2 separate regions of the Homo sapiens genome follow, and region 2 is linked to region 1. Evidence: read pairs that join two places in POLR2A ChIA-PET (ENCODE). Cell type or tissue: OCI-LY7. All regions are shown on one strand. Links, peaks and the distances in the headings refer to the core of each region. The heading gives the core; the rest is flanking DNA. Region 1 overlaps FGD4 (FYVE, RhoGEF and PH domain containing 4). Region 2 overlaps FGD4 (FYVE, RhoGEF and PH domain containing 4).

Region 1 (15,582 bases), core at 3,288-11,287:
CGCCCGCCGCCATGCCCGACTAATTTTTGCATTTTTTTTTTTTTTTTTTTTTTTTTGTAGTAGAGACAATGTTTCACCATGTTGGCTAGGCTTCTCTCGAACTCCTGACCTCAGGTGATCCGCCTGCCTTGGCCTCTCAAAGTGCTGGGATTACAGGCGTGAACCACCACTCTCGGCTTTAACCAACATTCTTAGTTGAACACAGCAGAAAGGGAAACCTCCATTAGTACATGGAACTCGGGCAGTAGTGAGGGCAAATATGAGGGAGAGCTGCCTTCCTGTTGCAGTGGTAAGTTCAGTCTCTACCTAAGAAAACAGCATGCCAAGGTACAGCAGAGCACACTGGCCAGCTCCAATGCAAGAGTCATCATGGAGTGTACCTTTTTTTTTTTTGACAGAGTTTCGCTCTTGTTGCCTAGGCTGGAGTGCAATGGCGCGATCTTGGCTCACCGCAACCTCCACCTCCTGGGTTCAAGCGATTCTCCTACCTCAGCCTCTTGAGTAGCTGGGATTACAGGCATGCGCCACCACGCCTGGCTAATTTTTTTTTTTTTTTTTTTTTGTATTTTTAGTAGAGACAGGGTTTCTCCATGTTGGTCAGGCTGGTCTCAAACTCCCTACCTCAGGTGATCCACCCGCCTCGGCCTCCCAAAGTGCTGGGATTACAAGCATGAGCCACTGCACCTGGCCGGAGTATGCACTTTTAACATGTCTATGCAGGGACACATGTCCTCTAACAACAAATGGCCATCCCGAGAGTGGTGGAGCAGAGTGTTGGACCTCTGGAGCCCAAATTTTTATTGTAGCAATACACAGTCTTCTTATAACAGGCACTGTGGCCATGGGTCTTATCAGCTCCTATTCAAAATTGGAATTAGGACAAGTATAGCAGGTTGTGTTCTAACAGAATTCTAACTTTTAAGGTGCCACAGACAATAATATTCTTTAGAAATCTTAGTGTTATCCTTTTTATCCTTTCAGGGTAGCAAACAAAAGGCACTCAGTAAATAATTATGGAGTATAATTTGGGGAAAACAAAATATTTCTAGTCTGAAAATTATTGTTTTAAAAATTATTTTTGTCTTGAGAGGCTGTACATTTCTGTCAACTGCGTGGCCACATTGTTGATATGCTTAAGAAAGATAACAGTCAAAGTTGCCTTTTTACACTTTGTATTTGTGCTCATCCAACCATGAGACCTTTAAAAATATTGAATATCTGTAGTTATCTCCCTTCAAGTCTTATTTTGAGTTTATATTACCTTTGAACTCAAAAGATCTCAAGCCATTTGCTTTACCTGACAGTATGACATTCTTTAATTTTAGGTAGCATTGTATGATGAGTCTCAAATATTGGCAGCCTATAATGCATATAAGTTAGTGATCCTAGTAAATGTAAATAAAATAATAAACAGAAACATGCTGGGCATGGTGGCTTATGCCTGTAATTCCGTAACTTTGGGAGGCTGAGGCAGGAGGATTGCTTCACACCAGGAGTTAGAGACCAGCTTGGGCAACAGAAACCCCAATTTTTAAAAAATCAGCTGAACGTGGTGGTGCATGCCTGTAGTCACAGCTACTCAGGAGGCTGAGGTGGGAGGATCACTTGAGCTCAGATTGAGGCTGCAGTGAGTTGTGAGTGCACCTCAGTCTAGGTGGCAGAGTGAGGTCCTGTCTCAAAAACATAATGATAAATGAAAATAATAACAGAAACATTCAGTCAATAACTGGGATTTTTTTTTACTGTTACTATTTTTTATCAAGACAAACATCTGGAGAGTTCTACAATTCCAGATGCTTACCAATCTGCTTCTGGGTTGTGAAAAAATTATTTGGGTATGTATAGCTTTTAACTTTTTTTTTGTTTGTTTTAACTGAATATTGAGGATTTTGGTAGAATAACTTTGAATGTTTTGGATTTTAGATTTAAATGGAAATATCAAATTTTATATAGGTTGGGCTCTAGATATTTCCATATTGTCAGAATTTAGAAAACATCTTTTATGAAATAGAAACTAAGAATTTTGGCAAACAGAGAAAGTTGCCCAAGGTCTCCAGAATTCATTTGTTTGACAAATACATATTGAGCATCTACCCTGTGACAGGTGGTATTCCTGGGATTTGTCAGGAGCACAATTGCTGCCTTCCTGGAGCTTACATTCTAACCAGGGAAAACTGACAATAAACAATAAAAAAAGTAAGTAAATAATGTAGTTTGTTAGAAAGCCATAGGTGCTACAGAAAAAAATAAACTATAAAGTAGGGGTCGGACTAGCAATAAAACTAAATAGTGTGGTCAGGGTAGTCCATGTGGACAAGATGCAATTTGAGCCAAGATTTAAAAAAGATAAAGCAATTAGCCTCAAAATAATCGGGGGGAAGAACTTTCCAGCACCAAGTAGTTTGCTCGGCCTGTTGGAGGAATAGCAAGGAGCCAGTGTGCCTGGAATGGAATGCCCAAGGGGCAATAGTGGCCATAAGGTAAAAGTGGTAATGGGGCTAAGGCCAGATCCTATAGAGCTTACAAACTACTGCAAAGAACTTGAGATTTTACTCTCAGTAGAATGTGGATCCATTGGAGAATTTTAAGCACAGGATCTGACTTGGGTTTTAAAAGGGTCTCTCTGGTCCTGGTTTGACAATATGGACTGCACTGGGAACAAGGGAAGGAGCAGGGGTCTTACTGCTGTAATTCAGTTAAAAATTATGGTAGTTTAGGCTGGAATAGTAGCACCAGAGATAGTGCTAGATGGTAAAATCTGGAAATATTTTGAAAGTAGAGCCACCAGGATTTCCTGGTGAATAGGATGTAGAGTATGAGAGAAAAAGAGGATTTGGGGTGTTTCCAAGGTTTTAGCCTGTGCATAAATGGAGTTATTACTATTGATTCAGAGAAAACCTTAAGGCAGCTACTTTTAGATAAGAGTTGGGTGATGAGGGGTTCAGATATGAATCTGTTGATAGTGAGATGGCTCTTAGACATACTGGGGAAGATGCTGGTAGGCAACTGCATGTGTAAATCTGGAGACGGGTGAGGTCTGCAGTAGAGATTTAAGTGTAGGATAATCTCAACATGTGGAAGGCATGGAAGTGTGGGTGCAAGTGGGAGACGAGAACCAAGCACTAATCCAAGTGCACTTCAATATTTAATTTTAAGAGACAAGGTCTTTTTTTTTTTTTTTTTTTCGAGATGGAGTCTCGCTCTGTCACCCAGGCTGAAGTGCAGTGGCGCCATCTCGGCTCACTGCAAGCTCCGCCTCCCGGTTTCACGCCATTCTCCTGCCTCAGCCTCCCGAGTAGCTGGGACCACAGGCGCCCACCACCACGCCCGGCTAATTTTTGTATTTTTGGTAGAGACGGGGTTTCACCGTGTTAGCCAGGATGGTCTCGATCTCCTGACCTCATGATTCACCTGCCTCAGCCTCCCAAAGTGCTAGGATTACAGGCGTGAGCCACTGCGCCCAGCCGAGACAAGGTCTTTCACTCTGTTACAGCTGGAGCACAGTGGTGCAATCACAGGTCACTGCAATCTCAAACTCCTGGGCTCAAGTAATCTTCCCAAGTAGCTAAGACTATAGGTGTGCACCACCATGCCCAGCTAATTTTTTTTTTTACTTTTTGTAGAGATAGTGTCTTGCTGTGTTGCCGAAGCTAGTCTCAAACTCTTATCTTAAGCAGTCCTCTCTCCGTGGCGTCCCTAAGTGCTGGGATTACAGGCATGAGCCATCATGCCTGGCCAGGCACTTTAATTTTAAAGAGCCTTTAATATGGTTTCTTGCCATGTCAGAGATAAGAACAGCTTAATATTTCTTGACTTTTCCTTGGTTAAACAAGGGGTATGCTTTAAAATTTTTTTTAATTTTAATTGTGGTAAAAGGTACTTAAAATTTGCCATCATAGCCATTTTTAAATGTACATTTCACTGTCATTAAATACATTCACCACTATCATCCACAGAACTCTTCATCTTGCAAAACTGAATTCTGCACCCACTAAACAATAACTCCCTTTTCTTCTTCCTCCCAGGTCCTCAAAACCTTCATTCCATTTTCTGTTTCTATGATTTTAAAGTGGAATTATACAGTATTTCTCTTTTTGTAACTGGCTTATTTCACTTAGCATTATGTATGTCCTCAAGATTCATCCATGCTGTAGCATATGATAGAATTTCCTGCTGGGCGCAGTGGCTCACACCTGTAATCCCAGCACTTTGGGAGGCCAAGGTGGGTGGATCACCTGAAGTCAGGAGTTCGAGACCAGCCTGGCCGACGTGGTGAAACCCTGTCTCTACTAAAAAATACAAAAATTAGCTGCACATGGTGGTGGGCGACACAGCCTCCCAAAGTGTTGGGATTACAGGTGTGAGCTGCTGCGCCAGGCCTGCTTCTACTCTTTGACTATTGTGAATTAATGCTGCTGTGAACATGGATGTACAAATGTAAGGGATATGTTTTTGTTTTTTGTTTTTAAGATGGAGTCTCACTCTGTCACCTAGGCTGGTGTGCAGTGGCACAGTCTTGGCTCACTGCAACCTCCGCCTCCCGGATTCAAGCAATTCTCCCACCTCAGTCTCCTGAGTAGCTGAGATTACAGGTACCCACCATCATGACCAGCTACTTTTTGTATTTTTAGTAGAAACTGGGTTTCACCATGTTTCCCAGGCTGGTCTTGAACTCCTGACCTCAGGTGATCTGCCCGCCTCACCCTCCCAAAGTGTTGGGATTACAGGCCTGCGCCACGATGCCCAGCAGGGATATGCTTTTTTAAAAGTCTCTGTGATATGTATACTTGGTGACTTTCATAGATTTTTAAAAATATAAGTGATATATAAATACATTTTTATTATAAAAGATTTAAATGATATAGCTGTTAACAGACCAAAATATGAAAATTCTCATTCATTCTCTCACCTCACCTCCATCTGCAATTCCCAAAGTTACATTTGGTGTGCTATCTTCCCTCTCTTTCAGTACATTTCTATACATTTGTCTATAACTTATTCTTTTTAAAAACTGAGATATTATACATATTCTACAGTTTAATAATGTCTTGGAGACCTCTCAATTATTTATATTTTGGAAATATTCCCAGTCTGCTGCATATGTTCTATAGTGTTATATTTACCTTTACATGTACAGGGCTATTACTGTAGATTAGAGTCCTAGAAGTGCATGCAGTTCCTAGGTCCAAGGAACTTTCTTTAACTCTTCATCAGATTTTCTTTTTGAAGAACCTTTGTGGCTTGATAATTATGTTTCTAGAAAATTTATTATTCAGGTTTAGAAGTTTGGGGAGCTGTTTGAAATAACACTCAAATAAATTTCCTGGCTATGGATTTGTTCCCCATAGCAAGAGAGTTGTAAACTATGAGTTTTATAACCTTAATGTCTTTTTTTTAAAAAAGGCAATTGATCTCTTAATCTAGGTGTTTTAGCTAGCATATGGGAGATGTAATCTGCAATCTATGGGACAAATGGGGGAGTTTTGGGAGTTATGATAGAAGACTGTTGAAAAATGTTTTATAATAATGTTTTACAGTAGAGAAACCTGGTAGATGCCACCTCATCAGCCGACCAGGGTTAACATCACATGATAATCATATTGCTATCATGCAGTGATATTAATATAATAAAGTGAGATGGGTGCATTGCCTCTGTGATATTCTTACCCCAAACCCATAACCACAGTCTCATAATGAGAAAATAACAGAAACCCAATTTGAGGGACATTCCACAAAATACCTGACCATGTTCTTCAAAAGTGCTATGGTGCCAAAAGTCATGCAAGACAAATCTAAGTAATTCTCACAGGTTGTAGTACACTAAGGAGACAGTGAAAACTAAATGCAAATAAAGTGGTTTTTGGTTTTTTAAAGTATGTTTATCCTTATGGACAATATGCTCCCATAAAGATCGTCTACCCTAGAAAACTGTGTCTTCCCTCTTAAATCCAAGAGATGCTTGTCCCAAAGGGTGGACCCCATTGAGATCTCCTGGGCTAGAGACCCAGTGCATGGATGGATGAGACAGTATAAGCAAGACCGTATAAAGCTGTGATCTGAGCTCATGGACACTGTGGTAAGAGGTCAGGCTCGAAGAATCAGAGAACTGAGTGGATTTTGCAATGGATAGCCAAAGAGAGGGTCCAAACTTAAAATGCGAAACAATAATTCAAGAATGATTTGGTAAAATGTAATATAACAGCCTATAACAGAGTCTAGCAAATAGTAGCCAAAAGTCACCCTAACCAATCGTAGGGCATATCTACCACACAAAAGTGTGACTTAGCGCATGACTGTTTAAATGCCAAAAAAGACAGATAAAGGAAAGTTAAGCCATAGTGGCAACCTCTGCAGTTGGAACGAGGGAGCTATATCAGTCAACAGTGAGGCTAATTGAGAATATTTGAGGTTGGCGTATGTCTAGGGATTCCTATAGGAGATACAACCCAGCAAGCATAGGTCAGCAACCCAAGGTCAGAGTACAAAATGGGTTAATACTAAAAAGTGGTTAAAAAGATGACCAGTCCTCAAGAGGAGATAGTATTTAAATCGGATACCTCTCCTTCCCCATGCTAACTAACATACTGTAATTTGTTATGGCTGTTTCTAAGGTAACTGTTTATAATTATAAATCAGCCCTACTGGTTCTTCTTGATATTGTAATTTGCAATCAAAGAACCTCTAGAGTTAATGTAAAACTTCTTGAATGAGAGACCATCTGGTTACAATTTTGGTTTCAATTCCCTGTTAGGCAACTGACACCCAAATAAGGACTGTTTCCAAATATGAGTAGGCTAAGTCAGTCATAAACAAACAAAAAGTTTCAGTTTTTGTTGCTATTATCCAAGATGTTAGCAGATGAAGTGTTTAATGAAAGGGTGCTTCTTTTAGGCAAACTTCTTTTACCATGATTTGTTTAACCTATACCAGTGGTCCGTACATTTTTTTCCTGTAAAGGGCCAAATAATTATTAATAGTATTTTTAGCCTTGCAGCCACGTATGATCTCTATGTATTTGTCATTGCCTTTTTGTTTTTTTAAACAAATGTTTAAAAATGTAAATGTTCTCTGTGTCCTTCACCATGTTTTCATGCTTTGTGATAGTGGCTGAAATTTAGAGACTTGTTTTAATAAACAATGTTCTGAAATGTTGATCTAATTGCCTCTGGCAAAAGATGTGTAATCATGACTTTGATGAACTTATTTTAAAAATAGATGCACAGTTGATCTCTTATTGCACGCATTTTGGCACATTCGTGGGAGATATTCTCTGTAAACATGACACTTGCGAAACCTACCATACCCTGAAAGTTTGCTGTCTAGAAATTAAGTGCCTAGTTTTCATTCAAATTAATATTTAGGTAAGACATGTTTTATTTCTAAATAGACTGTCAAACATTTTTCATATTTTAATGTGTAATGGTGATGACCTTTTTAAAAAGACTCAACGTAATTTGTTTTCTCATTTAACCCATTAACTGCCCCCTTTGTGTAGTATTGTTGCTGCTTTCTCTTATAAATTGATGATGTCTCAGGGTCTCAATTTACAATTACATTAGTTTCTTCCTCTAGTTTGTAGTTGAGCTGTGGCTCTGCACTGTTGGGGCCTGTACAGCCATCCTTCACTAGACCCCGGGAGGTGGCCTTTAGTAGGCTCAAAGGTGGCCTTTAAGCCATTCTTAGTATCACTGTGAAAAAGCATCCAGATTTTCCCCCTGAAAGGCCAAGTGGTTGCATGATGTGTTGTGGATTTTAGGGATATACTTTGCCTATTTCACATACTTTTTTCCAAGAAGATAGATAAGCTTACACATGTAAAGGTTTCAACTGTATTTCTTCTGTTTATAATTTTATTTATTTTGAGATGGTGTCTCGCTCTGTCACTCATTTTGGAGTGCAGCGCAATGGTGTGATCACGGCTCACTGTGGCCTCAAACTCCCAGGTTTAAGCCATCCTCGCACCTCGGCCTTCTAAGTAGCTGGGACTACAGATGTATGCCACCACACCCAGTTAATGTTTTTTGTATTTTTTTGAAGAGACAGGATTTTGCCATGGCTGCCTACCTGGTCTCAAACTCCTGGGCTTAAGTGATCTGCCTGCCTCAGCCTCGCAAAGTGTTGAGATTACGTGAGCCACTGCACCCAGCCTTTTTATAATTTTAATAATAATCTGTCAATCTTTCATTACTTTTGCCTTCTAAATTCTTGTTATATTTTACTAAACAATGCTTAATCTCGCTGATAAACCATTTTAGCAGAAGTATGTCTGATGAGGACCACCCCTGCCTTTTTTTTTCTTTTCTCAGAGTTGCAAGGTCTCCCTCTGTTGACCAGGCTGGAGTGCAGTGGTGTGATTATAGCTCACTGCTTCCTCAACCTCCTGGGCTCAAGAGATCCTCTCACCTCAACCTCCCCAGTAGCTGGGACCACAAGCGCGCACCACCATGCCCAGCTAATTTTTATTTTTTTTAAGTAAAGGCAGGGTCTTATGTTGCCCAGGCTGGTCTCAAATTCCTAGCGTCATTTAATTTCTGTTTTGGTATTGGCTCTGAAAGAACTGTTGAGACAATACTTGGAACTCTTGATATTTTCCAAAATCTGTTTTACCAAGATAAATTTTAAGGAGAGCAACAGAAAATAAAGCAGAAATGTGGTTTCTTTGTTGGGTTTTGTTTTTTTTTTTTTTTTTTTTTTTTTTGAGATGGAGTTTCACTCTTGTTGCCCAGGCTGGAGTGCAATGGTGCGATCTCAGCTCACTGCAACCTCCCCCCATCCTGGGTTCAGGTGATTCTCCTGTCTCACCCTCCTGAGTAGCTAGGATTACAGGCGCCCACCACCACATCTGGCTAATTTTTGTATTTTTAGTAGAGACGGGGTTTTACCATGTTGGCCAGGCTGGTCTTGAACTCCTGACCTCAGGTGATCCACCCGCCTTGGCCTCCCAGAGTGCTGGGATTACAGGCATGAGCCACCGCACCTGGCCCAAATGTGGTTTCTAATCAATATTATTTAATAATGAATTGGATTAAGAATTTTTTGGGTTTTTTTTACTCAATAGAAAGTTGATTGGGTTTTTTAAAAATAGCTTGTTTTCAATAATTAAGGCTTAAAAAAATCTCTGAGTTCTCTTTGAGATATTTGGATTCTATAAAAAATGAAACTCTTTGTTTCTTAACCAAATGATAATTCCTTAAATTGCATTCTTTGATTCAATTATACTGAATTTCCTGGTAGAAATTTTATTTTCTCTGAAGCAGAGTCAGTGGTCTTAATATCACCATGTCAACCAGAAGAGAAGGAAATCTAATATGCATAATAGAGAACACTGACACATGACTTCTTTAAAAGTCTCTGAAATTCAACATATAACTTTTTATACCAGAAAGTGAACAAACATTTAATCCTTCCTCTTCATCTATGTCTCATGATGTATTTGTGTGATTTTAAAGAACATTTTGGAGTTTTTGAGTTCTATATAAATGTGACCATGTTATCTGTATAATCTTGCCATCCTTTCTTTGGAAAACATGGGTCACCGTTAGCGTATGTCATGGATGTTGATGTGGAGTCTGAGTAAGCTAGTGGGCGAGAGGGTGTGTGTGTGGACGTGGGCGCATGTGTGTATTTGTTAGTTTCAAATCGAGCCATTCTTCTAGAGTCTTTAGGTCAGCTGTCACGTTGGGCTTTCCTCCTTTGTTCTTTTGAGTTGCTCTGTGACTAGCCACAGACCCAACACTAAAAAGGAAGGCTTTTAACGGATTAATTCCGTCCTTTCCTTCGCCTACATTGTAGCAGCTGCGTTCTGCCCTTTCTGTGGCCCTGCAAGGAGAGGAGGCCTGTGTATAACAGTCTTCTGTCAACATCCATTATAAGATTCCTAAAGCACATGGAATGAGATAGTTCCCAGGAAAACTCTTTGTCAAGGCCAGCCCATGTGGGAAAAGTGTTTCTATGCTTAGTCTTGTAACTATGACTGTTTTTGTTTTATGGGGTCAGGGGAAATTTAACTTATTTTATTTTTCTTTTTTATTGATCATTCTTGGGTGTTTCTCGCAGAGGGGGATTTGGCAGGGTCATAGGACAATAGTGGAGGGAAGGTCAGCAGATAAACAAGTGAACAAAGGTCTCTGGTTTTCCTAGGCAGAGGACCCTGCGGCCTTCCGCAGTGTTTGTGTCCCTGGGTACTTGAGATTAGGGAGTGGTGATGATTCTTAACGAGCATGCTGCCTTCAAGCTCTGTTTAACAAAGCACATCCTGCACCGCCCTTAATCCATTTAACCCTGAGTGGACACAGCACATGTTTCAGAGAGCACAGGGTTGGGGGTAAAAGGTCACCGATCAACAGGATCCCAAGGCAGAAGAATTTTTCTTAGTACAGAACAAAATGAAAAGTCTCCCATGTCTACTTCTTTCTACACAGACACGGCAACCATCCGACTTCTCAATCTTTTCCCCACCTTTCCCCCCTTTCTATTCCACAAAACCGCCATTGTCATCCCGGCCCGTTCTCAATGAGCTGTTGGGTACACCTCCCAGACGGGGTGGTGGCCGGGCAGAGGGGCTTCTCACATCCCAGTAGGGGCGGCCGGGCAGAGGTGCCCCTCACCTCCCGGACGGGGCGGCTGGCCGGGCGGGGGGCTGACACCCCCACCTCCCTCCCGGACGGGGCGGCTGGCCGGGCGGGGGGCTGACCCCCCCCACCTCCCTCCCGGACGGGACGGCTGGCCTGGCGGGGGCTGACCCCCACCTCCCTCCCGGATGGGGTGGCTGCCGGGCGGAGACGCTCCTCACTTCCCAGAGGGGGTGGCTGCCGGGCAGAGGGGCTCCTCACTTCTCAGACGGGGCGGTTGCCAGGCGGAGGGTCTCCTCACTTCTCAGACGGGGCGGCCGGGCAGAGACGCTCCTCACCTCCCAGACGGGGTCGCGGCCGGGCAGGGGCGCTCCTCACATCCCAGACGGGGTGGCGGGGCAGAGGTGCTCCCCACATCTCAGACGATGGGCGGCCGGGCAGAGACGCTCCTCAGTTCCTAGATGGGATGGCGGCCGGGAAGAGGCACTCCTCACTTCCTAGATGAGATGGCGGCCAGGCAGAGACACTCCTCACTTTCCAGACTGGGCAGCCAGGCAGAGGGGCTCCTCACGTCCCAGACGATGGGCAGCCGGGCAGAGACGCTCCTCACTTCCCAGACGGGGTGGCGGCCGGGCAGAGGCTGCAATCTCGGCACTTTGGGAGGCCAAGGCAGGCGGCTGGGAGGTGGAGGTTGTAGCGAGCCGCGATCACGCCACTGCACTCCAGCCTGGGCACCATTGAGCACTGAGTGAACCAGACTCCATCTGCAATCCCGGCACCTCGGGAGGCCGAGGCTGGCGGATCACTCGCGGTTAGGAGCTGGAGACCAGCCCAGCCAACCCAGCGAAACCCCGTCTCCACCAAAAAAGTACGAAAACCAATCAGGCATGGCGGCGCGGGCATGTAATCGCAGGCACTCGGCAGGCTGAGGCAGGAGAATCAGGCAGGGAGGTTGCAGTGAGCCGAGATGGCAGCAGTACAGTCCAGCTTCGGCTCGGCATCAGAGGGAGACCGTGGAAAGAGAGGGAGACCGTGGAAAGGGGAGAGGGAGAGGGAGGGGGAGGGGGAGGGAGAGGGAGTGGGAGAGGGGAAATTTAACTTATAAGGCAGTATTGTGATATGCCTCCATACTTACCTGCCCTTTCTTTCTGAACTCTTGCAGGCAGCAGTACCTGTCCAAAGATCGCTTTAGTTCCACCTTGCTCCACAAGCAGCACAACCACACTGGTTGGTGAGAATGTATCTGAAGAAGAGGCTCAGGGAATAAATGGGAACAGGCCAGCAAAACACTCAGCTGCAAGTCCAAAGCCACAAGGTATGCTCACTGGGAGTTTGTGTTCGGGGTGGGTACGTTGTTGATCAATGAAGGCTAACCAGAAAAATGATGGCCACAAAGAAAGTGTTTTAAGCTAGAAGGAAGGAATTGGGTACATTATTTTTTAGAGAAGAGTCCATCTGTGCATCTTCTCAGGCAGAGGTTGCTATTTGTTCTGCTCCTGAAACAACATACATTTCTCTATATGGATCTTTTCATGTTGCTGAAATTGTTTGCATGTCATCTTAACGGAACTGTGATCTCTTTATTATGCCTGATCTAGTACAGGGACTTACTGTCTGTGTAATAAATGTGTTTGGAGCTACTGTTAGAAAGAAATGATTTGCTAGATGTCAGTATCTGTAAAACATAATTCTAAAACAGCACTTCGTGTACTTATCAAGCATGTGACTTGAAAATATTAAGGAGGTAGGGCATGAAAACACCTGATAGTAAGGTCTTCCGCAGAAAGGAACAGTAACAGCCCTTCATTCAGGATTGAGTGGCCAGTGAGGGTAAAGAAAAAGCCATAATGGTAGGAAGCTTGAATGATTTTTTTCAGTGACCATTTCCTTTTACAAAGAAATTTCCAGTGAACTGGGTATTAACTTTGAGAAGCACAGAATTATAGTTTTGATGATAGAGAGCAAGGCCTTTTGAAATGGAACACAAAAGCTAAGCTACCCTACAGTTTAATGTGTAGTTTCTTCCTTACAGATTTTCATTTATAGTGAATGCTAAACAGATATGAGAAATAATACTGGGCATTGTCAGAATTACTACAGTTGGGAAAAATCAGTTTCTATTTTTATTTATTTTGTGTTTACTTAGTTCTCTTTCCTGTTCTTGCAAAGAAAAATGTATTCTAGAGCATGCATTATAAAATAAGTGGTGTTATTCCTTAAAGTTGTATGTTTTAAGGATTTCTGAAAGAAAATTTTAGAACGAGTTTAAAATGAATCTTCTAGATTATGGGATATTTGTCTTGTTCTCACTACAATTATATTTGTGGTGGTATGGAATATCACTATCAAGCAAGGTCAGATAATTGATGATTCAGATGAGTAGCCTATTCATGAGCTTACAACCATTTCTTTTGACTACACTGCTCCCTTATAGCATTGACGTGAATATAAACATAGGACTTTTTTTGACCATGATTTAAGCCTTTTTATTTCCAAAATATAAAATTCCATTTCGCCCATTAGACCCGAGTTGACAAAGATCCAGTGTGAGGTAAGAATATTAATAATGAATACAATTGTAGTTGTAATTTTCCTGATCAAAGGAAGAATTTCATTACTTAAAAAGCCTTTATTTTTGGAAGATGCAGTGCAATACTTCGTTGTTTTCCAACGTCAGTGTATTGAGAGATATAAGAGTGTCCTTTCTGAGTTGCATGTGCCAAAATAATCCCCTTTTTAAGTAGACAACACTTAACCTTGCTTTTGCTGTTGTGTAGTTATATTAAAGCCACGATATAGTTATTTAAATACATATTTACTTCCTATGTTAAATATGGGCTAATTATGTATATATACTTTTCTAACTAAAGGGAATATTTGCAGATATTAAATAAATCATGGAGTACTTTATACTTCTTTTTCAAAATACTTTCAGGCAGTGTTTGGCCTTTCCCTGATACCCATGGCTAAAATTTTAACCTCACCTTTCACCCTGCCCTTTTATATTTCCCTATGTTGTAGTCTGTTCAGGCTGCTGTAACAAAATACCATAAATTGGGTAGCTTATAAACAATAGAAATGTAGTTCTCACAGTTTTGTGATCTGAAAGTCCAAGATCAGATTCAGGGTCTGATGAGGGCTTGCTTTCTGGTCCACAGGTGGGTCCAAGATCAGATTCAGAGTGTAATGAGGGCCTGCTTTGTGGTCCATAGATGGCCATCTTTTCACTATAACCTCACAGGGTGGAAGGGGTGAGAGGTCTCTCTGGGGCCTCTTTTCAATGGCACTAATTTGACTAATGAGAGCTCAGTCCTCATGACCTACTCACCTCCCAAAGGCCCCACCTCTTCATATTGTCACCTTGGGAATGAGGATGGCAACATGAATTTTGGGACACAAACAAACACTCAGACCACAGCACTCCGTATGAACTTTATTTTTTCTCATTCATTACAACCTGACCTGCTGTATGTTTTACTCATCAGCTCAGTTTTTTCTGCCTATGTGTCCGCTCACATAGTACATAACCAGTCTTCAATAACACTGCTATATTGCTGCATTTCTTCCCCTTTGTTTCTGCTATTCTTTAAAACTTTGAACATGCGCCATGCAGGGACCAACGTCCCTGAAACGAGGCTACATCTTAGTATTGTCAGATGAGCTGCCACATAGATTGGTCAGTAAGTCAATCAACAGTACCCAGTAATGAGTGTTTCTTACTCTTTAGTGGAGAGAAGCTGATTTTAATTTCTCCTAACATTTGGGTGATGGAGGCAGAGAAGAGAAGGGGGTGTTAATAGGGACCTACTGCATGGACCAAGGAATTATCACCCCCGACACCTTTGTTCCTGCCTCACTGCAAATCCCTTACAAGTTGTGAATGGTGAGGTTGCTGGGACTTCAAGGTCACTATGTGTGTGGTCCTAACAAGGGAAGTGGAGTCAGGCTGGCAGGAGCAGGGGAAAGCAGAAAGAAAAAGCAGATAAACTGTTAAGTCTGCCTTTCTTCCTGGTCCAGGGCGTGTAGCCCTCCTGTGCAAATAACTCACAATCTTCCTGCACTTATCACCAGACACTGTGGCTGATAGAAAAATGAAAGTTAGCTCACTGCAACCTTGGCACTGGCATTATCAGTACTGCATGTAGCCCTCTCCAGCACAAGCACCATCCTATAAAATCCCCAGGAAGCCTTTGTCTCTTTGTAGTCAGCTCCTGTCTTGCTGATCTGCCTGTTGCTTTCTTGCAGTGTTATTTTCATACTTTGTGTAATAAATATGCCTTTCTCTACCTACAACTGTCTTGGTAAATTCCTTTACTGCCAACACCACCAGCCCCGGATAGTTGCTACCCACAACACTATGTTGTTTTAGTTTAATTTAGGACTCTTATTCTAGGTGAGTAGTTCTCAAGCGGAGACAGTTTTGCCCACACTTGCATATCCTCCCCCGACAATAGGACATTGGTAGTATCTGGGGACATTTCTGCTTGACACTGCTTGTGGGAGTTGCTACTTGCAGCCAGTGAGTGCAGGGTAGGGCTGTTGCTCTACATCCTGCAATGCACGGGACAGTCCACAACAAAGAATTCGTACAAACTATAATATCAGTTGCTGCATTTGCAAAACTCTCACCTAGATAAAAATAAGCACGTAATTATATCTTTTTTTCCTTATGTAGATTGCTAAGAAGATTATAGTCACAATTTATTGTGGGCTTTTTTTTTTTTTTTTTGAGAGAGAGGGTTTTATTCTGTCACCCAGGCTGGAGTGCAGTGGTGTGATCTTGGCTCACTGCGGCCTCCCCTTCCCAGGTTTGAGTGATTCTCCCACTTCAGCCTCCTCAGTAGCTGGACTACAGGAATGTACCACAACGCCCAGATAATTTTTGTATTTTTTGTTAGAACCTGGGTTTTACCATGTTGGCAAGGCTGGTCTCAAACTCCTGACCTCAGGTGATCTGCCTGCCTTGGCCTTCCAAAGTGCTGGGATTACAGGCATGAGCCACTGTGCCCAG
Region 2 (15,582 bases), core at 4,998-12,997, 140 kb before region 1:
TATATTAGATAATTCTGATGATCTGCTTGGCTTCCAAATGCCATTCTACCAGCTGTTTCAGAATTACTTGGGATTGCTAATTAAAAATCTCTAGCCACACCCTTGACATAGTGACTCAGAATCTGAGGGGTAGGGTTAGAGAAGCTGTTTTTTTTTGTTTGTTTGCTTTTTGTTTTTTTGAGACAGAGTCTTGCTCTGTCACCCAGGCTGGAGTGCAGTGGTGTGATCTCAGCTCACTGCAACCTCCGCCTCCCAGGTTCAAGCAATTCTCTGCCTCAGCCTCCCAAGTAGCTGGTATTATAGGCACCTGCCACCATGCCCAGCTAATTTTTGTATTTTTAGTAGAGATGGGGTTTCACCATCTTGGCCAGGCTGGTCTTGAACTCCTGACCTCGTGATCCACCCGCCTCCGCCTCCCAAAGTGCTGGGATTACAGGCATGAGCCACCACGCCCGGCCAAGAAGCTGTATTTTTTTTTTTTTTTTTTTTTGAGACAGAGTCTCACTCTTGTTCCCCAGGCTGGAGTGCAATGGCACGATCTCGGCTCACTGCAACCTCCCCCTCCCGGGTTCAAATGATTCTCCTGCCTCAGCCTTCCGAGTAGCTGGGATTACAGGCACCTACCACTATGCCCAGCTAATTTTTGTACTTTTAGTAGAGACGGGGTTTCACCATGTTGGCTGGGCTGGTCTTGAACTCCTGACCTCAGGTGATCCACCTGCCTTAGCCTCCCAAAGTGCTGGGATTACAGGCGTGAGCCACTACGCCTGGCCAAGAAGCTGTATTTTTAACAAGTGCCCAGACGATCCTGATGTACAACCAGGTTTATAAGCTTCTGTGCATTTCCAAACATGGGTAAACCCCACTTTGGTCCTGAGGACAGGTTGCCGAGATTTGCAGGAATAAGACAAGGAATGCTATAGATTGTCCCTCAATACATAATCTGGGCCCTCTGCACTTTCTGGCATACTTTTTGCTCATTTCTGTTTGACTCCTCATTGCACTTTTTCTATCTGTTACAGGTCTTTCCTACTTTGTTCTTTTGTCTCAACTCCACCCTCTCCCTCTTGAAGTAGACCTGAATTTGTGCCGATACACAATTTTTATCAGACTGGGGTATCTGAGGTGAGCTCAACCGACCTGTCACTTCAGACTTGGTTTATAGACTCCTTTATTGCAGCCCTCTCCTTTTTACTAATCTGGCAGATAAACCCAGTCCTCAGAGACATTTCTCCTCTGTTACCTTCCATGGTTTGCCCCTTTACTCTCATTTATAGGCTATTTTTTCCCCTCCTCACCCCCAATGAGGTAATCCTAGACTTTATTTATTTATTTATTTATTTATTTATTTATTTATTTAGTTTTGATAAAGAGCCTTGCTTTGTCGCCCAGGCTGGAGTGCGATGGTGCCATCTTGGCTCACTGCAAATTTCACCTCCCAGGTTCAAACGATTCCCCTGCCTCAGCCTCCTCAATAGCTGGGATTACAGGCCACACCATCATGTCCAGCCAATTTTTTTTTTTTTTTTTTTTGAGACAGAATTTCGCTCTCGTTGCCCAAGCTGTAGTGCAATGGTGCAATCTCGGCTCACTGCAATCTCTGCCTCCCGGGTTCAAGCAATTCTCCTGCCTCAGCCTCCCGAGTAGCTGGGATTACAGGCATGTGCCACCATACCTGGCTAATTCTGTATTTTTAGTAGAGACGGGGTTTCCCCATGTTGGTCAGGCTTGTCTTAACTCTCAACCTCAGGTGATCCGCCCACCACGGCCTCACATAGTGCTGGGTTGACAGGTGTGAGCCACCGCGCCTAGCCTAATTTTTGTATTTTTAATAGAGATGGGGTTTCGCCTTGTTGGCCAGACTAGTTTTGAATTCCTAGCTTCAAGTGATCCACCTGCCTCGACCTCACCATCCTAGATTTTAAACCTTGAAATTTTCTAGAGCTGCCTCCCAGTGACTTTAACTTACTGTGTGGATCTGCCTTGCTGCCCTCACTTCTTCATCTTCTCACCCCGTCCTCACCACTTCCTTGTCTTCTTTTGGACTGGCTTGTGTTTACAACATTGGATTAGCAGTTGTAAGGTCAGCAATGAATTCCCAAATAGCATTCAGCACCTATTTTCAGCCCTTCTTAATTTTTCTGTGACATTTGTACCTTTTTAAAGCTCTTTTCTTGGTTCTGATGACCTGAGATATCTTGATTTTCCTACCTCATTGGTTCTTCAACTTTCTTCCTCTGGCTTTGCCATTTTCTCCTTTCTCCTCGTCTTCATTGGGGGTCCCATCTGCCCTCTGGGAAGGTTCAGCAGAGGGTATCTATACCTACTCCGCGTTTTCAAGGGCCTGCTTAATGAATATAAATGCTCCAAGGGCACCAAATCACAATTTCTTTTTACATTGCAATCCAGCCCCTTCTCCTGACTTTCCTTGGCAATTTTACTAACCTAGCTCTTGTTTGGCTTCAAATTCTGTTTTAAAATGGAATCTACCTGCTACCCAATGAGCTACCAGTTCTTATCAGTTTTCCTTCATTTCACATTGAATGTTTTTGCCTTATTTTTGGCCTATTTCTCAACAATAGTGTTGCTATTCATTCTATATAACTCTTTCCTCCCCCCAGTAATTTTTCTTTTTTTTCTTTTTTTTTTTTTTGAGTTGAAGTCTCACTCTTGTCCCCCAAGCTGGAGTGCAATGGTGCGATCTCCGCTCCCTGCAACCTCCGCCTCCCAGGTTCAAGTGATTCTCCTGCCTCAGCCTCCCAAGTAGGTAGGACTACAGGCGCCTGCCACCACACCTGGTTAATTTTTCTATTTTTAGTAGAGACGGGGTTTCACTGTTGGCCAGGCTGGTCTCAAACTCCTGACCTCAGGTGATCCGCCTGCCTCGGCTTTCCAAAGTGCTGGGATTACAGGTGTAAGCCACTGTGCCCAGCCTCCCCCCAGTAATTTTTCTTAAATCTGAGTATGGATCATATCTTTGCCATAGTCAAAAACCTTCCATGTCTCCCCAGCTGCCTGTTACTGATGTCTGTGATGGGATCCAGAAATAATTGCCTTAGTGATTGATTGTTGGTTAAACCTTACCAGTAACCCCTGGAATAGGTATATCTTTTAAAATCCACACAAATATTTAGTCTTATTTGAACTATGAAAGCTAGACTAGTCATGCATTGATCACACTTTAGAAGTTGTGTGTATGTTTGTTTTCAGGAATATATTTGGCATCATTTGGTCCAGTCGCAGTAGCTCACATCTGTAAAACCAGCAGTTTGGGTGGCCACATTGGGAGGATTGCTTGAGTTTAGGAGTTCAAAATCAGCCTGGGTAACGTAGTGAAACCTTGTCTTGTCTCTCAAAAAAAAAAAAAAAAAAAGTCAAGAAATTTGCCAGTATGGACCTGGTGCGGTGGCTCACGCCTATAATCCCAGCACTTTGGGAGGCCGAAGCAGGTGGATCATGAGGTCAGGAGATTGAGACCATCCTGGTTAACAGGGTGAAACCCCATCTCTACTAAAAATACAAAAAATTAGCCGGGTCTGGTGGCGGGCGCCTGCAGTCCCAGCTACTCGGGAGGCTGAGGCAGGAGAATGGCGTGAACCTGGGAGGTGGAGCTTGCAGTGAGCCGAGATTGTGCCACTGCACTCCAGCCTGGGCGACACAGCGAGATTCCGTCTCAAAAAAAAAAAAATTGCCAGTATGGCCCGTAGTCTTAGCTACTCAGGAGGGTGAGGTGGGAGGATTGCTGAAGTCCCAAAGGGCGAGGCTGAGGCTGCAGTGACCTGTGATCACACCACTGTATTCCAGCCTGGGCAATGGAATGAGACTGTGTCTCAAAAAGAAAAAAAAAAAGAAATTGGCATCATTTGCAGGGCATTGTCTTGAATTTGTCATCGGTTCTTGAATTGCAGTTGACAGTGTAGGCATTAGCACCAGCAAGTGTTCTGGGAGCCCACAGTCAACTTTGTATTATTGCCTCACTTAAGCGAGAATAGAGTGAAAACAAACCCAGTTGCTGTGCCCGTCGCACATGCACATCCGTTCATTGGAATTAAACTGTCAGCCTTCATCAACTGCAGTGTCTGTGGAAACCAGGGAGCTACCACAGTTCTGGGAACCGCACTGAGCCTCAGTGCAACTTTGAACAAAATGCCAAATGTCCACCCTGCTCTGCAAGGCTGGGGTTGTCCCCTGGAGCCTCTGACAGGGTTTTGTTTTAGGCCACATGTTAATAATAGTCTTAAAAAGCACAATGACTTTACAATGAACTCTTTTTTTTTTCTTTTTTTTTTTTTTTTTGAGATAGAGTCTCACTCTGTCGCCCAGGCTGGAGTGCAGTGGTGAGATATCGGATCACTGCAGCCTCCGCCTCCCAGGTTCCAGCGATTCTCTTGCCTCAGCCTCCTGTGTAGCTGGGATTACAGGCGCGCCACCACGCCCGGCTAATTTTTGTATTTTTAGTAGAGACGGGGTTTTACCAGGTTGGCCAGACTGGTCTCGAACTCCTGACCTCAGTCAATCCACCCGGCTCAGCCTCCCAAAGTGCTAGGATTACAGGTGTGAGCCACTGCGCCCGGCCGCTCATTTGTATTTTTAAAACATGTGGGTGGGACGCGGTGGCTCAAGCCTGTAATCCCTGCACTTTGGGAGGCCGAGGCGGACGGATCACGACGTCAGGAGTTGAGACCAGCCTGACCAACATGGTGAAACCCCCTCTCTACTAAAAATACAAAAGTTAGCCGGGCGTGGTGGCACACGCCTGTAATCCCAGCTACACAGGAGGCTGAGGCAGGAGAATTGCTTGAACCCGAGAGGCAGAGGTTGCGGTGAGGCGAGATCGCGCCGCCACACTCCAGCCTGGGCGACAGAGCAAGACTCCGTCTCACAACAGCAACAACAACAACAAACACATGCTAGGAGGTGAAAAGTCAGCATGTGGAACCATATAAATTATAAGATACCCCAAATTGAAGAATACTGAGGGGTCATTGCTTACCATTTCAAGTACAATGCGGTATAAAAATCAACTCAAAAAGGCATACTGGTTGAGTGCAGTGGCTTACGCCTGTAATCCCAGCACTTTGGGAGGCGAAGGTGGGCAAATTATCTGAGGTCAGGAGTTCTAGACCAGCCTGACCAACATGGTGAAATCCTGTCTTTACTAAAAGTACAAAAATTCACAGGGTGTGGTGGCGGGCGCCTGCAGTCCCGGCTGCTCGGGAGGCTGAGGCAGGAGAATCTCTTGAACCCAGGAGGTGGAGGTTGCAGTGAACCGAGATTGCGCCACTGAACTCCAGACTGGGCGACAGAGCGAGACTCCATCTCAAAAGAAAAAAAAAGGCACATAGAGAAAAAGCATACAGATTTATTAACGTGCACACGTGAGAATCACAGAATGATTGCCCAGTATCCCAATGGGGCCCAAATACTTACATAATCTTATTTCAGAGGGGAAGAGGAGATAGGGAATATTGGTATTCTGCTGAGTAATAATTGATTACTGTGGAGAATGAATGGATGAGGGAACAGAGACTGATGTGTAAATGATTCTCTTTGGAAATGGAGTGATCCCGAGAGGCAGACGTTATTTTGTAGAAAGATCTGATTAGGTCTGGTTACATTCTTGGTCATCTTTTCTGCAGTAGATTGTGAGATAATGGAGAGAAGGAAAAAGTATTGTTTTTGTTGGGTCTATCTGGTGTTTATGTAGACAGAGGAAAAATCTATTCCTAATACCTGTTGATTTTTAAGGGCTTTTAATTCAAAATACTCATTATCTCAGGAGGCTGTGTTTTGGGGTGGAAATTCCTTGCGCTCCTTCAATTGGAAGTTATGAAATTGTTATAGGCTGGGTATGGTGGCCCACACCTGTGTTCCAGCACTTTGGGAGACCTAGGTGGAAGGATTGCTTGAACCCAGAAGTTCAGGACCCGGCTGGGCAATAGGGAGTCCCCTTTTTGTTTTGTTGTTGTTGTTTTGAGATGGAGTCTCGCGCCATCGCCAGGCTGGAGTGCATTGGCGCGATGTCAGCTCACTGCAACCTCCGCCTCCTGGGTTCAAGCGATCCTCCTGCCTCAGTCTCCACCACACCCATCTAATTTTTTGTATTTTTTGTAGAGACGAGGTTTCACCATGTTGGCCAGGATGGTCTCAATCTCTAGACCTCGTGATCTGCCTGCCTCAGCCTCCTAAAGTTCTGGGATTACAGGCATGAGCCACCGCGCCTGTCCAGAGACCCCTTTTCTAGAAATTTTTTTTTTTTTTTTTTTTTTTTTAATTAGCCAGCCATGGTGGTGCATGCCTGTGGTCCCAACTACTCAGGGGACTGAAGTGGGAGGATTGCTTGAGTTTGGGAAATCAAGGCTGCAGTGGAGCCATAATTGCGCCACTGCACTCCAGCCTGGGTGACAGAGTAAGACTCTGTCTCCAAAAAAAAATTTTTTTTAAATTATAGCCAATTTGATTAAAAATAATTACCAACAGGGTGGGGGCTAGGGGAGGGATAGCTTTAGGAGAAATACCTAATGTAGATGATGGTTTGATAAGTGCAGCAAACCACCATAGCACATGTATACCTTTGTAACAAACCTGCACGTTCTGCACGTGTATCCCAGAACTTAAAGTATATATAAAAAAAATTACCAAAAACCTATTTATAGAAAAAAAAACTTTTAACAAAATGATCTTCGTTTACTCTGCAGAAAGTTGGCTAACATGTAACATTTACGTGCTGTGTAAATTATGCCGTCATATTAATGTGCTGTGTAAATTATGCTGTCATATTAATGACTTACCAGTATGTTAGCAGTATTGGTAATTTTCATCCTAGAAAGGGGAATATAATGCATAATTTTAATACCACTGTTGTGTCTAAGAGAAGCGTTCAGAGGAAGGCACACTTTGGACTGTGCTGCATGCATCTTTGGGGAAAACTGAACATGTAATTTGTGCCCTCAAGGTCATCTGGGAGCTTGTGTGTACTGGCTTATGCATCTGGTGGGAGCAGCAGCCTGCTGACACAATCTGGAAGTCTCCCTAAAATGTATAAAACCAAGTTATAATCCAACCACCTTGGGCGTGCTTTCTCTGGACCTCTGGAGACTGTACTTCGGACCATGGTCACTTATGTTTGGCTCAGAATAAACCTTAAATATTTTACAGAATTTGCTTTTTTTTGTCAACAGGATTGAAGGCAATTGTATTCTTTGGGGGTCCAGTTTCTAGGTAGATGAAGGAACTACAGAGAACAGCCTCATCTTGTACTTTTGGACAGAAAGATAACTGAGAGATAGGGGAGCGAAGGTCAGAGAGACCTTGAGGATACTTTTTTTTTTTTTTTTTGAGACGGAGTCTTGTTCTGTCACCAGGCTGGAGTGCAATGGCATGATCTTGGCTCACCGCAACCTCCACTTCCTGGGTTCAAGGGATTCTCCTGCCTCAGCCTCCTGAGTAGCTGGGATTACAGGCGCCCACCAGCACACCCAGCTAATTTTTATATTTTTAGTAGAGACAGTGTTTCACCATGTTAACCAAGCTGGTCTCAAATTCCTGACCTCAGGTGATCCACCTGCCTCGACCTCCCAAAGTGTTGGGATTATAGGCGTGTGCCACCGCACCCAGCCTACTTCTTTTTTTTTTAAAAAATTATTTATTTATTTTTGTGGGTATAGAGTTGGTGTATATATTTATGGGGTATATGAGGTACTTTGATACAGGCATGCAACGGGTAATAATCACATCGTGGAAAATGGGGTAACCATCCTGTGAAGCATTCATCCTTGTGTTACAATCCAATTACACTCTTTTAGTTATAAAATGTCCAATTAAATTATTGACTATAGTCACCCTGTTGTGCTATCAAGTACTAAGTCTTACTTATTCTTTCTATTTTTTTTTGTACTCATTAATCATCCCCATTTCCCCTCCTCCCCAGCTGCACTTCCCAGCCTCTGGTAATCATTCTTCTACTATCTCCATGAGTTCAGTTTTGATTTTTTTAGCACCCACAAATAAGTGAGAACATGCAAAGTTTGTCTTTCTGTGACTGACCTATTTCACTTAGCATAATGACTTCTGGTTCCATCCATGCTGTTGCAAATGATATTTATTGATATTTTGTATTTTATTCATTTCAAATGTATTTATTTCTGCTCTGATCTTTATTGTTTGTTCTAATTTTGGGTTCGGTTTGCTCTTGCTCTTCTAGTTCTTTAAGATGAATGTTAGGTTATTTATTTGAAGTTTTTCTTCTTTTTGATGTAGGCCCTCATAGGTGTAAATTTCCTTCTTAGTACTGCTTTCACTGTATCTCATAGATTTTGGTAGTTGTGTTTCCATTATTATTGTTTCAATAAATTTTTCAATTTCCTTCATAATGTTTTCATTGACCCACTGTTCATTCAGGAGCATATTATTTAACTTCCATGCGTTTGTATATGTTCCAAAATTCCTCTTGTTATTTATTTGTAGCTTTATTTCATTGTGGTCAGAGAAGATGCTTGCTATTATTTCAGTTTTTTTTGAATGTTTTAAGACTTGTTTTGTGACCTAACATGTCATCTGTCCTTGAGGATGATCCATATGCTCAGGAGGATGTTCTGTAGCCATTGGATGAAATGTTTCATAAATACTTATTAGGTTCATTTGTTCTATTCTGCAGATTAAGTCTGATATTTCCTTGTTTATTTTCTGTCTAGAAGATCTGTCCAATGCTGAAAGTAGGATTTAGATGTCTCCAGCTATTACTGTATTGGGATCTGTCTCTCTTTTTTTTTTTTTTTTTTTTTTTTTTGAGACAGAGTCTCCCTGTGTCACCCAGGCTGGAGTGCTGTGGCACAGTCTCGGCTCACTGCAAGCTCCGTCTCCTGGGTTCACGCCATTCTCCTGCCTCAGCCTCCTGAGTAGCTGGGACTACAGGCACCTGCCACCACGCCTGGCTAATTTATTGTATTTTTAGTAGAGACGGGTTTCACCGTATTAGCCAGGATTGTCTTGATCTCCTGACCTCGTGATCTGCCCGCATTGGCCTCCCAAATGCGGAGCCACCAGGCGTGAGCCACCGCGCCCAGCCTCTTTCTTTAGCTCTTAATAATATTTCCTTTATATCTGGGTGTTACATCCTCTTGCTGAATGGACCCCTTTATCATTATATAGTGACGTTATATGTGTTTTCTTACAGTTTTTCTCTTGAAACCTATTTCATCTGATATAAGTATAGCTACTCCTGCTCTTTTTTTGTTTTCATTGGCATGAAATATCTTTTTCCATTCATTTATTTTCAGTCTATTTGTATCTTTATAAATGAAGTGTGTTTCTTTTAGGCAACAGCTCATTGGGCCTTGCATTTTTATCCATTCAGCCTCTCCATGTCTTTGTGTTGTGTGTCACCCAGGCCGAAGTGCAGTGGTTCAATCTCAGCTCACTGCAACTTCTGCCTCCTGGGCTCAAGTGATCCTTTTCTTCAGCCTTCCAAGTAAAGTAGCTGGGACTACAGGTGTATGCCACCATGCCCAGCTAATTTTTGTATTTTTTGTAAAGACAGGGTTTCCCTGTGTTGCCCAGGCTGGTCTTGAACTCCCGTGCTCAAGCAATCTGCTCACCTTGGCTTCCCAAAGTGCTGGGATTACAGGTGTGAGCGACTGTACCTGGCCAACTGTATGTCTTTTGATTAGAGAGTTTAGTTGATTTACAATCAGTGTTATTATTGGTAGGTAAGCACTACTCCTACCATTTTATTTGTCTTCTGGTTGTTTTTTGGTCTTCTCTTCTTTCTTTCCTTCTTTCCTGTCTTCCTTTTAGTGAAGATGATTTTCTCCAATGTTACGCTTTAATTTCTTTTTATTTTTTGGGTGTCCATTGTACGTTGGACATGCACACAATGGACACACATAAAACACAACAATTAGTATTCGGTTTGCAAATACTATCTCGTAACCCATTATTTTAAATGGATGACAACACTGATTGCAGAAATAAACAAGCAAAAAAGAAAATGAATAAAACTATATACTTTAACTTTCTCCTCCCCTTTTAACTTTTGTTTCTTTTTATGTCTTATTGCACTGTCTATATCTTGAAAAGTTGTAGTTATTATTTCTGATGGGTTCATGGTTTAGTCTTTCTACTTAAGAGTATTTCACACACCAAAAATTGCCATGTTATATTCCTGTTTTTCTGTGTGCCATTACCAGTGAGTTTTGTACCTTCAGATGATTTCTTATTGCTCATTAACGTCCTTTTCTTTTTCTTTTTCTTTTTTTTTTTTTGAGATGGAGTCTTGCTCTGTCACCCAGGTTGGAGTGCAATGGCACAATCTCGGCTCACTGCAACCTCCGCCTCCTGGGTTCAAGCAATTCTCCTGCGTCAGCCTCCTGAGTAGCTGGGACTACAGGCGCATGCCACCACGTCTGCTAATTTTTGTATTTTTAGTAGAGATGAGGTTTCATCATGTTGGTCAGGCTGGTCTCAAACGCCTGACCTCGTGATCCACCCACCTCGTCCTCCCAAAGTGTTGGAATTACGGGCATGAGCCACCGCGCCTGGCCTAACGTCCTTTTCTTTCTGATTGAAGTACCATTTAGCATTTTTTGTAGGACAGGTCTGGTGTTGACAAAATCTCTCAGCTTTTGTTTGTCTGGGAAAGTCTTTATTTCTCCTTCAAGCTTAAAGGATATTTTTGCTGGATACACTATTCTAGGGTAAATTTTTTTTTTCTTCCGCATTTTAAATATGTCATGCCTGTAAGGTCTCCTGGCCTGTAAGGTTTCCACTGAAAAGTGCTAGATGTATTGGAGCTCCATTATATGTTATTTATTTATTTATTTTCTGAGACAGAGTCTCACTCTGTCACCCAGGCTGGAGTACAATGGTGCGATCTTGGCTCACTGCAACCTCTGCCTCCCAGGTTAAAGTGATTCTCATGCCTCAGCCTCCTGAGTATCTGGGATTACAGGTACATGTCACCATGTCTGGCTAATTTTTGTATTTTTAGTAGAGATAGGATTTCCTCATGTTGACCAGGCTGGTCTCCAACGCCAGGCTTACTAATTCTTTCTTCTGCTTGATCTGTTCTGCTAATAAGAGACTCTGATGCATTCTTCAGTATGCCAATTCCATTTTTAGTTTCTGCATAATTCTTTTTAGTTATTTCAGTCTCTTTGTTACATTTATCTGATAGAATTATCAATTCCTTCTCTGTGTTATCTTCAATTTCTTTGAGTTTCCTTACCACAGCTCTTTTGAATTCTTTGTCTGAAAGGTCACATATCTCTGTTTTTTTCCAGGAATGGTCCCTGGTGTCTTAGTTCTTTTTTTTTTTTTTTTTTTGAGACAGAGTCTCGCTCTGTCGCCCAGGCTGGAGTGCAGTGGCACAATCTCGGCTCATTGCAAGCTCCACCTCCTGGGTTCACGCCATTCTCCTGCCTCAGCCTCCCGAGTAGCTGGGACTACAGGCGCCCGCCACCACGCCCGGCTAATTTTTTGTATTTTTAGTAGAGACGGGGTTTCGCTGTGTTAGCCAGGATGGTCTTGATCTCCTGACCTCGTGATCCGCCCGCCTCTGCCTCCCAAAGTGCTGGGATTACAGGCGTGAGCCACCGCGCCTGGCCCTGGTGCCTTAGTTCTTTGGGCGAGGTCATGTTTTCCTGGATGGTCTTCATCCTTGTAGATATTTGTCTATGTCTGGGCATTGAAGAGTTAGGTATTTATTGTAGTCTTCACTGTCTGGGTTTGTGCCCATCCTTCTTGGAAAGGCTTTTCAGGTATTTGAGGGGATGTGGGCCCAAACTGAATAACTCTGTGGTTCTTGCCGACTTATAGAGGTACCACCTTGATGATCTTAGATAAGATCTGGAAGAATTCTCTGGATTACCAAGCAGAGACTCTTGTTCTCTTCCTTTATTTTCTCCCAAACAAATGGAGTCTCTCTCTGTGCTAAACCACCTGGACCTTGGGGGGTGGGGTGTCACCAGCACACCGTGGCCACCACAACTGGGACTGTACCGGTTCAGACCCGAAGCCAGGATAGCACTCGATCTTGCCCAAGGCCCGGTGTAACCACTACCTGGCTACCACCTAAGTTTACTCCAGGCCCTAGGACTCTGCAGTCAGCAGGTGGCAAAGCCAGCCAGGTTTGTGCCCTTCCCTCCAGGGTGGTGAGTTCCCCTAGGCCCCAGATTGGTTCATAGATGCTGTCTGAGAACACCAGGGATTGAAGTCAAAACCTTAGATATTTACCTGGTGTTTTGTTCTACTGTGGTTAAGGTGGCACGTGACCCACAAGACAAGTTGCTTCCCACTCTTCCCTCCCCTTTCCACGGGCAGAAGATCCTCTCCCTGTGGCTGCCATCACCACTGGCTTATGGGGGGGTTCTGCCAGGCCATCACTGATACTTAAAGCCTAAGGGCTCTTCCGTCAGCTTGTGACCAATGCTGCCAGCTCTGGGACTCACCTTTTGGCTCAGGGCAGGTCCAGAAATGCTGACCAAGAGCCTAGGCCTGGACTCAGTGACCTCAGAAGTCTGCTTGTTGCTCTACCCTCTGTAGCTGAGCTAATACCTGAGGTGCAAGACAGAGAGTCTCCTTTATTTTCCCCCTGCTTTTCTCAAACAGGAGTCTTTCACTGTAGCCCTCACAGCTGGGAATGTGCTGGGTCACACCTGAAGCCAGCATGTCTCAGAGCCCAGTGCCTATGGTATACTACCTGGATAGTGCTGTTGATAATTCAGGGCCTTGGCGCTCTTTAGTCAGCAGGGGGTAAATCCTGCCAGGTTTCCTCTGTGACAGGGCAGCACTGAGTTAAGTTAAAGTGCCCCAGTCACTGCATTCTCCCTCTACTAAATGCACAGATTTCTCCCCACCACGCAGCCACTGCTGGGGATGGGGGAGGCATGGCAGAAGCACTCCCTTAGTCACCCTGGCTGGTGTCTTAGTAGGTTGTGTGCCTCCTACTCTAGTCCACTGGCTCTGGGCCCAGCTTAGCACTAGGGCTTGCCTAGGAATTGCAGTCCTTGTGGCCTAACCTGCCCCTCAAGACCACTTAGGGCCCCAGAGCACTCTGGCCTGTGGTTGTGAGGCTTGTGGGAACTCAAGCTCTGACTGCTATGGTGGGTGATTTCCCTCTGGCTAAGGCCAGTCCAAATGCTCCTTCCGTGGTTAGATGTCATCTGAGTGCAGCCTGGTTCTGCTTATCACTGACAGGGCAGCACTGAGTTCAAAGCAAAGCCTCCCAACTGCTGTGCTGTCCATCTCCCAAAAGCACAAAATCTGCACGTGTGGCCACTGCTGGGAGAAGGGGGAGGGCTGGCATTGGCACTTCAAGACTGTCTTTCCTATTCTCTTCAATGTCTCTTTCAGTGATATGAAATTAAAACCAGCTACTGTGAATGCTCACCTGATTTTTGGTTATTTGAGATGGCTGCCTTTTGTATGTAGTTAGTTGTTAAAATTTGATGTTCCTCCTGGGGGTGAGGGGGGTGACAAACAGTGTAGGCTTCTTCTATTCCATCATCTTGCTCTGCCCCTGTGGCTGCTGCCTTAGTTCAGCATGCCAAAGTGCCGTATTTTGGGGTATTGTTTTCATGCCCTAACAGTTCCTTGTGGCAGCTTTTGTGTATCTCTAATCTAATGCTTGTCTCATTGGATCATGTTTGTTTACAAGGATCTAGCACCTACTACAAGTTACTGCCCTAGGTGCAAGCTCTTCCGGGCATGTCTTTCCGTTCCCTTTCAATCCCTCTGGCTTAGCCCTTGCCTCCCTAGCCCCTTCCAAAACTGCCTTTTATTGCTGACCACTTTCCTCAGTCTTTCCTTCTGTGCTGTCTTGAGCAACCCCAGTTTTATGTTTAGAAAATTCCCTAAAACCTGAATTTCAACACAGACCCACACAGTTTTCTGCATGAAGCCTGGCTTTCTCCCACATTACTGATTCCCTGGTGACACTCAAGTGACGGTTGTTCATCTTTTATGACCCACATATCTCCTGGTTGGGACCTGAGGTCAGCCCTCTTCTAGCTTTCCCTGACTAGAAAAAATTCCTCCTGCTTTCACTGTTGTCAGTCACCTCAATTTCTTCACCAAACTTCTTGTTTTTGCTCTGTGTCTGCCCTATAGCCCCTAATTCTGTAGTCATCCATTGCTCCTCAAGGGCCTCTCAAAGTCCATTCAGGGGCTCAATAGATATTGAATAAACAGAAGAACCCCAAACTAGTTGGTACATTTTGGTTCAATGTAATAATTATTTTTTACTTTTTATTTTTTTAAAGAGACAGGGTCTCCACTCTTTCACCTGGACTGGAGTATGGTGGCATGATCATAGCTCACTGCAACCTCGAACTCCTGGGCTCAAGTGATCCTTCTGCCTTGGCCTCTCAAAGTACTGGGATTTACCAGCATTAGCCACCATGCCCAACCAAACATAAGAATTTTCTACCAACACTGTCAGAAAGTGGAATTAGGGTTCTGCAGTGATCATGAGTTTCTTAATAATGAGGGATATTCAAGGAGAGGCTAGATGACTTAGTGGCTTTGCTATAGAGGAGATGGAATGCCAGATGTAACTCTTTCTGACCTGTAATCCCAGCTTGCAAACTAAATAACATCAGTGGTACTCAGCTTTCCTTGTGTGTCTACACCATTCATATACTCGCATCAGCAATGTGTAGCAATTTTGTGCTGGGGTGTATTAGAGAATAGTATACTTTTTGTTCTCTTTGAGTATTCATGGACTGGACTTTCTTTATGTCCCTTTTAGTTTAACAGTTCCAATTTTCTTGGCATCCTTTCTGATGTTGTCGTAGGGCCTTATTTCAAGAGCATGCTGGTCTGTAGGATCTGGCTGCTCCTCCACTGAAAGCCCCCAGAATGCTTTGTTACATTGTCAGGAATTTCTGTATTTCTTTTATCTTGTAGCTTTCTCTATCATATCCCATTTCCACTGTCCTCTCTTCTTTCACAGCCATTTTCTTCCTCTTTCTTTGCTCATTGTTTTTTCATTATTAGGACTTGGCTTTTTAGGTCAAGACTCCTGATAAAAGGACTCCTTTCTTCTGCTGTTGCCTTACCAGTCACATATGTGGTGCTGTCTCTAGTGGGCTTTGCTTTAAAAGCAAAAAACAAAAAACCAACAACAACAAAAGCAAAACAAAAGCAGCTATGCATGTTTAGAAACTGGATTTTAGTTCACAGCTTGTATAGAAAAAGATGAGACTATAGGCCGGGCGCAGTGGCTCACGTCTATAATCCCAGCACTTTGGGAGGCTGAGGCAGGCGGATCATGAGGTCAGGAGATCGAGACCATCCTGGCCAACGCGGTGAAACCCTGTCTCTACTAAAAAAAAATACAAAATATTAGCCGGGTGTGGTGGCGGGCACCTGTAGTCCCAGCTACTCGGGAGGCTGAGGCAGGAGAATGGCGTGAACCCGGGAGGCTGAGCTTGCAGTGAGCCGAAATCATGCCACTACACTCCAGTGTGGGCGACAGAATGAGACTCTGTCTCAAAAAAAAAAAAAGAAAAAGATGAGACTATAAAACATCTGATGCTTGGAATATTGCTGTTACTGTTTTCCATCTCTTAATCTATTTCATTC

Evidence for each region. Peaks named below come from ENCODE experiments on the same cell type or tissue, not always from the same donor. Only the 100,000 strongest peaks of a DNase experiment are listed, where the experiment ranks them.
Region 2: POLR2A ChIA-PET joins it to region 1 with 12 read pairs; 3 of 35 experiments call an interaction of 5 or more read pairs at or near these places.

The regions. Positions count from the first base shown.
Region 1 is chr12:32,552,404-32,567,985 of GRCh38, forward strand. It overlaps FGD4 (FYVE, RhoGEF and PH domain containing 4), which reads left to right. Exons shown (of 17, transcript NM_001370298.3): 2 at 11,734-11,886. Among named protein-coding and RNA genes, the nearest start is that of DNM1L, 120 kb to the right of the region's middle. RefSeq lists enhancers at 10,577-11,261, 14,227-14,728. In OCI-LY7, for the core only: CTCF peaks have their summits at 6,648, 8,305 and 8,505; DNase peaks (open chromatin) are centred at 6,728 and 8,328; H3K4me3 peaks cover 2,254 bases; H3K27ac peaks cover 3,766 bases.
Region 2 is chr12:32,406,653-32,422,234 of GRCh38, forward strand. The region is part of intron 1 of FGD4 (FYVE, RhoGEF and PH domain containing 4); the gene reads left to right. Among named protein-coding and RNA genes, the nearest start is that of FGD4, 15 kb to the left of the region's middle. RefSeq lists enhancers at 1-110, 3,931-4,531, 12,567-13,553. In OCI-LY7, for the core only: no CTCF peak of the experiment used is centred there; no DNase peak of the experiment used is centred there.